2 separate regions of the Homo sapiens genome follow, and region 2 is linked to region 1. A link is a loop called in an ENCODE intact Hi-C map of the cell type or tissue named here. Cell type or tissue: dorsolateral prefrontal cortex. All regions are shown on one strand.

Region 1 (2,500 bases):
TCCATTTCAAATCAATACCTAATTAAAATAACAAAACATTTCTGATTGCTTTTTTAGATTACTTTTAAAAGGAAACCTACGGAGCATCCTAATCCAACCCCTTCTTTCTACAGATGAGGAAACCTAGCCTGGGAGATGGACGCCAGGGATGTGAAATTGCTCCAGTTGTTGGAGGCTCCGTAGGACACACACCCCAAGGCTCCAGGACTCCCAGTGTGCTGGAACCTCACAGAACTACCACTTTGCCTCTGCATAATCACTTAATGCACGAGTATTTTTTTAATCTGTTTCAGCAAATGGAAGTCTGGCATAAAATGTAGTTGCCTGAGTTCACTTTAAAGCTTTGGACAATGTTGTCGTCTAAATAATGTGCTTTGGATGTCTTGACCCATAACAAGATAGCACTGTTCCTTAATCTTTCCAAAGGAATCTATAGCATTAATACAGATAGAGGGTTCCTGCCAAGTCTCGTGTGAGTCAGACACATTAGCAAGGTGATCAGAAATGTCCTTATTCCGGAAGACTGCCACCTCTCAGCCGGCAACTCCAAACTGAGCTGGCAAACACAGCATTAAGGACTCAGAAAGCATTGGGGGAGGGGATTTAGTAACAAATCTGAGTCATGAAAACAGAAAACGACTGAAAGAGAAAACATAATTAACTTCCAGTGTAGAATGCTAGTGCCTTGGGGAAAATCCTGTGCAAGTGTAGATGTAAGCAATTTTAGGGACGAATACCGAAAAAGCTGTTAGCAGTCTGATGGGGGCTGCATCGGGGACGGGGGGCCTTGACTATTATTTTATTTTAATTAAGAATGTTGGTTACAGGAGTGAAGGGATAAAGTCAGGTTGCAATGAGGCAACCTTCCTGTTGGACAGGGCCTCCTGCAGCTACTGAGTTTCCCACTGTGGTTGTGAACAGGCTGGACACGATGAATGTTTACATGGTGAAATGCGGCCCCTTGTGGCCTGATTGGGGAAACAAAACAAAAAGTCCGACTCACAGCCTGAGAGTGATACTAACCTACTTTACAGCATGTCAAACAGTGACACTGAAAAAATGACTACGGTACTCAGCAAAATTAGTAATCACACCAAAACGCACCAACATATAAAAGAACCATTTTATTCAAGAAAGCCGGGAAGAACTGTCCCCTAAGTCAGCTCGTGTCACACTTGAACGTGCCTGGGGACCACCTAGCATCTTGTTGCAGCAGCACAGGTTTGGTTCAGCGGGCCTGGATGAGGCGTGAGGGTCTGCATTTTATTTATTTATTTATTTATTTATTTATTTATTTATTTATTTACTTACTTACTTACTTACTTAGAGATAGGCCTGTTGCCCAGGACGGAGTGCAGTGGTAAGATAACAGCTCACTGCAGCCTCGACCTCCCAGGCTCAAGCAGTCCTCTCACTTCAGCCTCCAGGGTGGCTGGGACTGCAAGTGCACGCTACCACTGCTAACTTTTTAATTTTTTCGTAGAGTCTTGCTGGTCTTGCTATGTCGCCCAGGCCAGTCTCGAACTCCTAGACTCAAGCGATCCTCCTGCCTCGGCCTCCCAAAGTGCCAGGATTTCAGGTGGGAGCCACCGTGCCCAGCCAGGGTCTGCATTTCTGATAAGCCTCAGGCAATGCCCACCCTGAGAGTGGCCAGGGGCTCGAGGGAAGGGTTGGCCAGGTCTCCTCTGTCAGGGCCTCCTCGCTCCAAGACCGCAGGCCTCTGGAGGGCATTCTCTGCCTCGCCTTGGCCTCCCAGGGGTTACAATTCTTTCCCACACCCAAGCACTGAGAAGGCTGGGGAGCCACTTTTCTTTCGCATCTTCAAGCTCAAGGGCCTCCTTACCTCAGCTCAAGGTCATCATTTCCCCCTAAGAAAGAGTATCCTGTGAGGAGACAGCCCACTCCCTGACACCTTCCTAGCCTACTCTGGACCTTCCTACTTCAGGAAGCAACCATTCCAGGACGGCATCTGACTGTGTCTTATGGATTCCGCATTCATGAAAGCCACAGGTTTCTTTCTTGATCACTGAAAGCAGCAGGTGGTTTTCAATGCCATTGCCTCCAAGTCTCCTCTTGGGATGTGCCTGTCTGAAGGTGGCGTTAATGTGTATCTGCCGGGCTTCTCCCTTGCACCCAGACAGCGCGCACTGAGGCCCACTCCGGCATCTTGTTTCCAGTGTCAGAGTGGCATTCACACCCCACCCCACCCCCAATCCCAAGAATTCATTGTATTTGGTTATGAAGAAAATCTTTAATACAAAGTATTTTTAACCCAGTGTGGGAGGAGAAAGACAGAATAAATAGAACAGTAGAATGATCACAGATGGGTAATTACACATGTAAATGAGCTCAATTTGGTAAATTTCCTTTGAGTTCCTATTTACCTGATTAACATTTTATGCTAGCCCCACAGCACCACTGCAGTTTGGGTTACTTTCTTTTTACTCTTATATGTCAATTCTGAAATATGAAAAGCAATTTTGAATACTTTGGTGGAACC
Region 2 (2,500 bases), 390 kb before region 1:
TTGTTTCCCCTTCCTTTCTTCCTTCCTTCCCTTCTCCTCCTCCTTCTTCTTGTTCATCATCTACTGATCAATGTGTCTATTGATCTATTTTCTATTAATCACCTATCTAGGTGTCATCTATCTCTCTATCTCTTTATCCGTATCTACTAATTATCTATCATCCATTGGTCATTCATTATGTATCTGTCATGTATCATCCTTCTATCTATTGAATCTATCATCTGTTTCTATCAATCATCTATTTATCTATCATCTATTTATTGGTCTGTCTCTTTACTAATTATCTATTATTTGTTGGGCACAGTGACTCATGCCTGTAATCCCAGCACTTTGGGAGGCTGAGGAGGGAGGATGGCTTGAACTCAGCAGTTTGAGACCAGCCTGAGCAACATGGCGAAACCCCGCCTCTGCAAAAAAAAAACACACAAAAAATTAGCCGGGTGTCGTGGTGCATGCCGATAGTCCCAGCTGTTTGGGAGGCTGAGATGGGAGGATCACTTGAGCCCAGGAGATAGAGGCTGCTACAGTGAGCCGTGATGGCACCACTGCACTCTAGCCTGGGCAACAGAGCGAGACCCTAGCTAAAAAATCTATTATCTATCTATCTATCTATCTATCTATCTATCTATCTATCTATCATCTATCTATCTATCATCACTATCTTTCTACACACATGGACTCATTGGCAGTAGCAAATGGCTTGGGCAGTTGATCAGGGGCCTGGAAGGAGGGAAACTGGAAGGTGAGGGTTGAGGAGCAGGCCTAGAATAGTGGCACGCTCTGCATGGCAGTGGGCCCAAAGCCTGCAGATGTGTGTATCACATGCTAATGCTCAGCAGAAAGCCTCCGCCACGGAATGAAAAAGCCCCGGACAAACTGGTCTTTTGACCCATTCACTCTTTGCTTTATTTTAAATGTATCGTTTTCAGATTTATGTCCCAGACACTTTTCGCTCTGATGTAAGAATGCCGTGCTAAGAACAATAACCAAAATAGCTTCTATTTTCGTAGCATATGCCCATAATTTGCCTCATTTTACCCTGGCAGCAGTCCTGGGACTTAGGAATGACAGGGAGAAGTTCTTCCTTTCCAGATGGAGAAAGCGGATGCTTAGAGACAGTAAGAGCCCTGCCCAGGGCCACGGAGGCAGCTCTGGCCTCCGGTCCTGCATTCTCTTCCCGGTTTCTTGGGCCCCTCTGGGCTGCGGAGGGAAAGCAGAGCCGAGTTGACCAGCAGGGGGCGCCGGCCTCTTTTTGTCTACATCTGTCCACCTGGCTGTGCCAGGCAGGCTTCTGCAATCAGCACGCGTGCCCAGTTCTGTGACTGGTGAGTGGGCTCAGTTCCAGGGTGCCCTCCGCCTCACTGCATCTCCACCTGCTGGCCACACCGTAGACCATGCTCTGTTGTATGTGCTCACTTCTAAGTATCCCCAGACCCCTCGCTGCTGCAGGCTCTACTCAATCCCTACTAAGAAATGGACAGGAGTCAGCACCCAGCGAAAGGCTGTAAATAAGCCTCAGCGCTAACAATAACCTTTCCCTCCCTGCCATAATACAAATGTGGAGCTTGTCATCGAGGCTCCTCTTTGAGGCATGAATATTGATCTTTTGCCATATGTCTTTATGATGTGTGCTTTCTCCAGCAGGACCCGGTTTTGTTGCGTTTCTCCTTTCTGCCTTCTCATTTATTATGGTCGTCTGCTTCTGCAACGAGACTCCCTGTGAATTACAAATTTAGTCAACCACAATGAATTTGTGTTGAGCACTCCCCAGGAGCCAGGCACCATGCATAGTGGACTTAACCAAAGTCCCAGCCCTCATGGAGCAGACATTCTAGGGAAGGAGCCAGACAAAAAGCAAAACAAAGAGGGAAATGATGTAATTTGTCAGATGGCAATAAGTGCTGTGAAGGAAAATAAAGCAGGGAAGGGGATAAGGAGGTGGGGTGCAGGGGAGTGGGGCGTAGCCCAGGGGAAATTTGCATCAGAGAGAAAAGGTCAGAGAAAAGGCCCACAGAGAAGGTGACATTTGAGCAAAGACCGGAAGATGATGAGGAAGCCAGCTCTACAGATATTTCTTGGAATAATATTCCAAAAAAGTAAAAAGAGCCCACTGGGGGAGTGGGTCCCACACACAGGTCAGTGTGGCTGGAGGGCAGTGAATAGGAGGAAGTGAGATCAGAGACATGATGGGATGAGGGAAGAGAGATGAGCCCTGCAGGGTGGGATGCAGATTGTGCTGGGCCTGGCAGGGCCATAGGGATGATGTTGGTGTCAGTGTACGATGGGAAGCCACTTTCAAATGAGACATGCATACAAGGGGGAATGGTCCAGATCAGTATGTGTGATGGCCTCTTCCTATAGAATATTTAAAGTTCCATTCCTTCTCAATAGCCTCTATCAGGGATTTACAGGAAGAGACCACACATCAAGACGTCCTAAAGCCCTGGGCCCATCTGTAGTTGGGAGGTGGCAGGTACATTTTTCTTACTGAAATAGCCAT

What was found. A loop is a pair of places that touch in the nucleus more often than their neighbours do. Peaks named below come from ENCODE experiments on the same cell type or tissue, not always from the same donor. Only the 100,000 strongest peaks of a DNase experiment are listed, where the experiment ranks them.
Region 2: it touches region 1 in a loop (8-fold over the local background); 104 of 110 quality-filtered maps call a loop at or near these places.

Annotation. Positions count from the first base shown.
Region 1 is chr21:32,257,573-32,260,072 of GRCh38, forward strand. It overlaps a transcript of MIS18A not described here. Among named protein-coding and RNA genes, the nearest start is that of MIS18A, 20 kb to the right of the region's middle. In dorsolateral prefrontal cortex, CTCF peaks have their summits at 955 (motif pointing left) and 1,156; DNase peaks (open chromatin) are centred at 939 and 1,248; H3K27ac peaks cover 137 bases.
Region 2 is chr21:31,864,990-31,867,489 of GRCh38, forward strand. No RefSeq gene overlaps it. Among named protein-coding and RNA genes, the nearest start is that of HUNK, 6.8 kb to the right of the region's middle. RefSeq lists a silencer at 1,292-1,431. In dorsolateral prefrontal cortex, CTCF peaks have their summits at 1,233 (motif pointing right) and 1,433; DNase peaks (open chromatin) are centred at 812 and 1,252; H3K4me3 peaks cover 820 bases; H3K27ac peaks cover 464 bases.